Linked DNA regions of Homo sapiens: region 2 is linked to region 1. A link is an interaction called in ENCODE POLR2A ChIA-PET data of the cell type or tissue named here. Cell type or tissue: PC-9. All regions are shown on one strand. Region 1 has its middle 48 kb from the start of TIPARP. Region 2 overlaps SSR3 (signal sequence receptor subunit 3).

Region 1 (4,000 bases):
TGCCCTTGACCAGGTGGCAAGTAGACTACAAGGGTATATGCATACACTACAGCTGTGGACACGGCTGCAAGCCTGTTGTTCACCTACCCTTGCAGGATGGCCAACCAACAGAACACCATCTGGCCTCTGCAACACTTAGGTGCCCTGTATCGTCACCCTCTGGCCATTGAGATTGATAGGGGAGCACATTTCACTGGAAAACAGGTATAAGAATGGGCACAAGAAATGGACATAAAGTGGGGATTCCATGTGTCATACAACCTGCAAGCTGCAGATATGATTGAGCGATGTAACAGGCTCTTGAAGAATGGGTTACGCTTGCCTGTCACACCCTCGTCTTTGCGGGGCTGGAGTTCCAGGCTGGACCTGATGCACCAAACCTTGAATGAATAGCCACAGAAAGGTGGCCTGGCCCCAGTGGAGGCTTTGTTACACCAGGCCACCACCCTCATTCAGTTACAGATACATACCAAGGATGACCTCCCCTGACCAGGTATGGGGATGAACGGTAACCTGCCGTGATGAATGTTGCTTGCCCCAACACCCCTGAAGGCGAGGGAACAGAAAACCTGGCTGTGGCCATGGACCCTCCAAGCCCCCACTGTGGTGGTTGCCATTGTAGCTCCCTTGGGGGAGGGCCTACAGTATGACTTGCTTGTCATTCCTTGGGTGTTCAATGCATAGTCCCCACGGTTGACTGTTCATAGGGGAATGGCCAGGGAAGGAACCCTCCTCAGGGGACATATGTACTGTCTGTGTGGCATGTTATGAGCTCCCCCGTGACTTTTGCATGGAGACGGGACTCAAAGGAACCATGGGGAGCTGAGAAAGTATGGTACCATCTCCCAGGGCAAAAGCTCATGGTGACCACGTTGTTATCCAGGGATGAAAGTTTAGCTTGTATTTTGCCTGAGGGACGTGATTTACCTCTGTTAGTACCTGTGCCTGCTCTATCATTTTGGCTGTAGGTTAACATGCTCCAACTGCATTGTGGACTGGGCCCACACCTACGCTGAAGTGACCAATGTTTCCAACTCTTTGATCTGTACCACCCTTCCAGCAGCAGCTGCGGACTGCTTGCCTTGGCACATACACCCCGTGTCTTCAGTGAACTGGACATGGTTGGAGACTTGGGGCCCCATGGCTGATGCCTCGAATGCAATGCAGCAAGCTTTGGACAAAGGCTGCCACAAGGCCCATGGTGCACCCACCCCCTGGCTGGCCCATAGTGTTTATAATGGGTGGGGCTGCCTAATGGGGGAACATGTAGTACCCCCAGCCCAGGTGCCATGATGCATAGAGCAACATTGGGGTAACACCACTGTGGGATGCCTACCCATCACAGTCTGTGTAAACATAACACATGTCACCATATCGAAGGTATGGTGGAACAAGTGGCCCCACCAAGGTTGGTCCCCGATAGATGTTGTGCCCCCGGGGAGTTTATGGATCTGTGGGGACACAGGGTGGCCTTACCTACCAGCACACTGGACTGGACATTGTACCTGGGGGTGGCCTTATGTACCTGCCACCCCCATGCCACCTGCCATGTGTTTTCCCCACATTGCCCAGATACCCGCATAAATGGGAGGCACTACACTCTCAGTTTTTGTGAGTGCAACAAGCCCCCTGATGGTTGGCAATGACTATCCCTGGAGCAGGTGTCATAACTGTAGAAGCACAAGTTACTGCTCTTGCAGAGCACAGCACTCGGGCTCTGAATTACATCTGAGTGGCCCTCCTGTTAACAGATGAGGTTGATCAGATCAGAAAGGTTTTGTGGCAAAATCGAATGGCCTTAGACATAGTAATAGCTTCCCAAGGAGGCACCTGTGCCTTTTAAGGAACACAATGTTGTACCTTTATCCCTGACAATCAGCAGAACATAACAGTAGCTCTGCAACAGGTCTCATGGGAGAGTAAGGTGGTCCAGAGCCTTACTGATGACCCCCTGCAGAAATAGTGGGCATCCCTAGGCTCTGGCCTACTCTGGGCCCTAATAGTCATAAGTAGCATAGCTGGGATCCTAGTAGTGAGCTGTTGCTCTCTGTATTGTTGTTATTGTTATTGTTATGGATGCAGGGCTCTGCCCTACAGGCACATGTCCCTGCCCAGAGGGCACTCTCAGCCTAGGGGGTAGAGTGTAAGGGAAATGGCTAAGCTTTAGTCAGGAGTAGGCTGAAGTGCCCTTCCAGCGCAGCATGACTCATCTGGTTTGGAGTGCAGGTGCACAACCCCACACATTATGTAACCACACCATGTGAGGTGCATTAGGTATCACCCACGTGATCTTGTGCTTAGCTCGAAGCTACTGTTGTCTGTAAAATGTATAATTACCCTGCTAACGCTGTACATATAGCTTGCTCATGCCCAGAGAGAGAGAGTAAAGCCACGTCAAAACTGTCTACGATTCCTTGAGTGTTTTTGCAGCTACCCACCACTTGCCCACTGACTCCCCTTGGACCTCAGTTAGAACCTGACATTTTATAAATGAGGAAAACAGTTTAGAAGTTTAGTTACTTATGGCTGGTAAGTGGCAATGCCAGGATTTAAACTTAGTTCTGTTTGTCTCCTGAACCAAAGTCTTTAACCACTACACTGTACTGCTGAATATTTTATTTAGTAGATTCACTTTTGCAAATGATTCTAATCACTCATTACTTTTTGAATTCTAAGTTTTACCCTCATCATGTGTGCTCTCTACCTCCTAAGGATATCTAGTACAGTTGTTTTCAAACTTGGTTAGGTATCAGAATCACCTACTTGAATATGCTTCATTCACTTTGTAGATATTTCTGATATATACCAAATTTTGAGAACCATTGAGTCTGTTAGAATAAGGTTCAGCTATAATGAACAGAAATAGTGCTATAAACTAGTTTCTTTTTCTCCCCCATTAAGAAGCCCAGAATAGTCATTCTAGAGCTGGTATCGAGCTTGGTGTGGGGAACAAGACTCCTTTTACTTTCTTTGTTTTGTGTGGCTTCCATTCTTCTAAAGTCATCTCAGTGACCAATTGCCTGTTGGAGCTTCATCTACATCTGCATTCTAGCTAGCAAGAAGGTGGAAGGGTGGAAGAATACATACCTTCTCTTTAATGATTGTCAGGAATATGCACCACTTCCACTTAATCCCATGGGTCAGAATTGAAACATACAGCCATGCCCTCCTGCAAGGAAGGCTGGGAAAAGTGGTCTTTATTCTGTGTGGCTACGTAGGCAGCTAAAAATTAGACATTCTCTTATGATGGAGGAATTAGGAGGAATAAACCTTCAAGAATAATTAATCTCTGTCACACTCAGCAGGGAGGAAAATTTACCTAATCCTTATATCTACATTTGACCATGAGACCTAAGAGAAATTCTTTCTATAAGAGGTTTTTAGATCTCATAATGAAGGTGGCTAAGGCAGTGGCTCTCAAACTCTGCTGCACATTAGAATCAACTGGGATCTTACAAACTAATGATGCCTGACTTCCACACCCAATCATTCTGACTTAGTTGGTATGAAATAGAACCTAGACATTAGGGTATTTAAAAGCCCCCCATAATGATTCTGATTTGCAGGAAAAGTTTGGACTAAAGGGGGGGAAACACTCCTAAATCTTTTCCTTAACTCTATCACAGGATCTTCAACCTAAGATACAAGTAGTGTGGATAAGATCCACTGAGTGTTGTTTTGCTCCATTGATGGGCTCCTATTTTTTCCTGTGCCATTGACATCTCAGCAGTTGAACTAGTGAATGTTACTGGTAATAAAGTTACATGTGACCAGGGAAGATTCATTATCGGTATCGCAAAAGACAAAGACAACTCAGACGATATGTCCTACTCACAAAAGCCAGTGACATTTTCATGTACAAAGAACACATTTTAGTTGTAGCTATATTTATACACATGTTATTTGTATGTGGCATGAAAATAGCTATTTTGGTTTTCTGTGTGTGCACGCATGTAGCAGGACCCAGACACAGTAGTGAATCATCCTTAAGTACAGCATT
Region 2 (4,000 bases), 77 kb before region 1:
AGTGCCAGACCAAATCTGCCCAAGACTGCAGTGGGCAGAGGAAACCCATTTACTATCCCTGACATAATTAATCACTGAAAACCTTTAAAAGCTGTAACAAACATTTTGAAATTTAGGTAACTATGCATACCCTAGTTTAAGAAACACCACTGTAATGAAAAATACAACAAAAAGTTTTTTCTAAAACAGTTACCTAGATTTTCTAACCTTGATCCCTATGCAAAAAACAAGCAATTGGAAAGCTATGCAGCCCGACCTCATTAAAGCTGCTCCATGCAGAAAGGCCTCCATTGTCATAATACTGTGCCTTCAGTTTTATAAAGGAGCCATAGAAGATAATCATTTTAATAATGTTTTGGTACCTTTCCAAAACCACTATAGAAGACATTGTTCATTAAGTTACTCAGTGTCCCTTAAATAAGGATCCACTTGATAAAGTATTTCCAAGATCCAGTGCCAGGAAAGTTTCTTTTCAGAAGGACTTGCATGCTGCTTCTCGTCAGACAATGAAAGCTATGTGACCTCAGATGCTTCCCCTGACACCTGGAAACCCACAACTAAGTTCAGTGCTCAGTTGCTGTAACTAACTCTAAGGTACTTGCTCATCCACCTTTTCCTCCTTTTAAATGGTTTCTGGTCCTTTAAAAGTGTGTTACTTGTTTTATATGCATTTTAAGAAAACCGTATTAAATACAGAAAATATATTATATGCACTTTAACAATGGAAGTTCACACAAAGTTCTGGAGCAAAGTGGGGTAAAAAATATGTTCCAACAAAGCATCTTCTTGATACTGAAACAAAAGATCCATGAAAACCAGCAGATCCACAACTATTAAACTATGTGGCAATTCTTCAGCACAAGTTTACTCAGGGACTTCTGCTACTCAGATGTTAAGATTGTCCAATAAGCCTTCTAAGAGCAGCCGGCAGAAAAAATTGGGACTAGGGGTTAACAAACGTGGCACAGAATTGGGCAACAGGAGAAAAACCCAGTTATTTTCTTTTTCCCAACCAATACAGATAACTAATTATGGGATATCCCTCGGGAAGCTCAGGAACAGAAATACCACCACATAGACATGCTAACACATAAACCCTTCAGACCCAGAGGGGTTAGGCGATATGTTCAAGGTTGTGCACCTATTAACAGACAAAGCCTGCTCTGTACAAAGCTCTGTTGCCTCCTCAATTCCAGCAGACAGTTACAAGTACAAGCTCTCAAGTTAAACTGCCTGTGTTCTTATCATGGATCTACCATGTACTAATTCAGGACCCTGGGCAAGTTACTCAAGCTTTCTGTACCTTTGTTGCCTCAGGTATAAAAAGGAGATAAAAATAGTACCTACTTCACAGGACTCTTTAGAGGAATAAATCAACTATTGTACAGCACAGATAAAAGTATCTGGTTGTAATAAAAACTCTAAAAGTCAGCTATTACTATTTCCATTACTACTACTACTACAATTCCAAAATTTACCTCAGACAATTCCAAAATCCAAATTCTTTAAGCAAAAATCAAAAAATTCTCTTCAAAGTACCCCCTTTTATGATGGCCATACTTTAAACAGGAGTCAAACCTTTCATCTTTCTCCTTCCGAGACATCTTTCTATTATCAGCTTCAGAAAGTTTTCGAGTCACTTCTTTGGAAACAGCATCCTCCCTCTTCTGTGCTACTCTGGAAGAAAAAGAAAAAAAGAAAAAGTTTCCATATGCTACAGAGGTGAACATCACACTCTCTCAGAAACACACCGTACTCATATTTCGTACTGGCAACAGAATGATATTTCACATTTCAAGAAAAGAAGCTGAGCAGAAAGTTCCAAGTTTATTACACTGCACTAGCCAAAAGAGAAGTTCGAGAAATGTCCAAGATGTGGTTTATTAGTGACGTGTTTTGATTTCCCCTTAAAAAGAAGAATTTTCCACAGTTTAGGAATTAATGTGGTTAATAAAGTCAAATGCTATTAACACAATTTAGTTAAGAATCATTTTAACTACATTTTGTTTTAACCTATCATCTAACTGTTCAACTAATAAATTTCATAAGGCATTAGTAAATGATGTATTATTTCAATTCCAAGTACATAACAGGAGCGAAAACTAGGCTTAAACGAAGTGGAAATAACAGCTGTAATATCTTAAAGTAATTATTTTAACTTTACTCCAAAGGACAATTTAAGCTGGGTGTGATGGACAGAAAGCCCCAGGTCATTCAAGGCAGGAGTTTTCAATCTTGATCTTCAACTACAAGGGTGTCTGGGATACAAGTTAAGCACAAATTGCAACTGATTTTACCTATTTTTTTACCTGTCTCCATCTTTAGCTCTCTCACTCAAGAACTGAGTTAGAATTGACATTGTTATTAATAAAAAGAAAACGTTTAGTCAGTTTCAAATAATGTATTTTTTAAAAGGTTTACAAAGTTACTTTTTAAACCTTGTTACCCCACACAAATTGGTAACTGGAAAGAGGAAAAAATAGTTCTAAAAAAAAACAAAACAAAACACACACAATTAAGAGGAAATCAATTCTGAAACCTAAAGTAAAAGGCTGCTAAGGGGGCAGAGAGCTGTCTTTTTAAGAGACACTTTAGGACACTAAAATGAACTTTTTACTCCGAAGATCCAACTTCATTTGATTCATTTCATTATATAAAAACTATCTTTTTTCATATGCTTCTTGCACTTCGGATACACTCAGCTCCAAAGGCAGAGATTCTTCTCTCTGAACCTCTTTAGCAGACCAGGCACTAAATATGTTTCTTCATGAGAACAGATTGTGAGAACAGGAAAAATAAGAAAAATTAAAAATAAATAAATGTGTTTCTTGAACTTAACATCAGACAACTTTTTTTTCCACAAAAGACCAACTGAAAAGAAATGGACACAGTTTACTGCAGAAACCTTTCTTAGCTTAATATAAAAAATATATACACACACCCCAACTATCAAGTTGTTAGCACACAGGAATAAACTACTGCATTTTCAAAAGAGTTGGTTGTCACTATGTGTCTTTAGGACGAACAGTCAACCGATTGTCCACATGATAAATCCTCATGAAGACATTACACCAGATAACTAAGCAATTTCTCTTCTAGGTCTAGAATTTTATCCTCACCTACCAGGGGCATAACAACCACACTGCAGGTTTACTGCAACTCAAGAGGAGGAAGCCCTCCCCTCTGTCTTAGAGCTCTCAGAAAATAAACCTCACTCAGTGCTGAACACTCTAAAACAAAATAGAGGTCACGCTAGTGACCTAGCACTTAGTCAACTAAGATAACCCATAAAATCAATTGTATTTTTCTTCCTTTACTCTTTCACATCAGTATGTCAGAACACTTCCAAAATTAAAAATAAAAAAAGACACTACCTGATTTCTTAAAATAAAAACATCTTTGCAAACATGGTTTAAATTATGCCACGTTAAAAAACAAAAACAACTTCTAAGGGCTCTCTTAGCCCCAACCTCTTCAACCCTGCACATAAACATTTATTATGTGCCAGACTCTATGCTTAACATGTATGATCATAATGAATCCTCACCACCCTCTGAAATTCCACTAGCATCCCCAGTTTATAGCTGAGGAATCTGAAGTCTACATAGGTAAAATTATGCCCACGGCCACACATTTAAGAGTGGCAGAGCTGGCACTGGAACCCAGACTGTCAACGCTGAAGCCATCTTCCTTCTACTGCCAACAGCTACCCACACTCAGCATCTTGCTGGATCTTTGAACCTTAACCATCTTGCAAATCTGTAGGCATTTCAAAGTCAGTAGCATATTTAATATAAAGCCAAAACTATGACTTAAAAAAAAAACCTCCATTCTGAGTCTATTAAGTCAGTAAGTCATTGAAATTTTACTGAACTAAATGTACCATTAACTGTTTTAAGGAGTATAAAATATGGCGGGTGTCTTCAAGAAGCCTAAAGTAGAAAGGAAAAGGTAAAAAGAACATGACTTTGATTCTAAAGAGATGAATGAAAAATGTTAT

The links. Peaks named below come from ENCODE experiments on the same cell type or tissue, not always from the same donor. Only the 100,000 strongest peaks of a DNase experiment are listed, where the experiment ranks them.
Region 2: POLR2A ChIA-PET joins it to region 1 with 5 read pairs; 9 of 35 experiments call an interaction of 5 or more read pairs at or near these places.

What each region holds. Positions count from the first base shown.
Region 1 is chr3:156,624,096-156,628,095 of GRCh38, forward strand. No RefSeq gene overlaps it. Among named protein-coding and RNA genes, the nearest start is that of TIPARP, 48 kb to the right of the region's middle. In PC-9, no CTCF peak of the experiment used is centred here; a DNase peak (open chromatin) is centred at 2,216; H3K4me3 peaks cover 292 bases; H3K27ac peaks cover 2,457 bases.
Region 2 is chr3:156,547,327-156,551,326 of GRCh38, forward strand. It overlaps SSR3 (signal sequence receptor subunit 3), which reads right to left. Exons shown (of 5, transcript NM_007107.5): 3 at 1,579-1,677. Among named protein-coding and RNA genes, the nearest start is that of SSR3, 5.8 kb to the right of the region's middle. In PC-9, no CTCF peak of the experiment used is centred here; no DNase peak of the experiment used is centred here.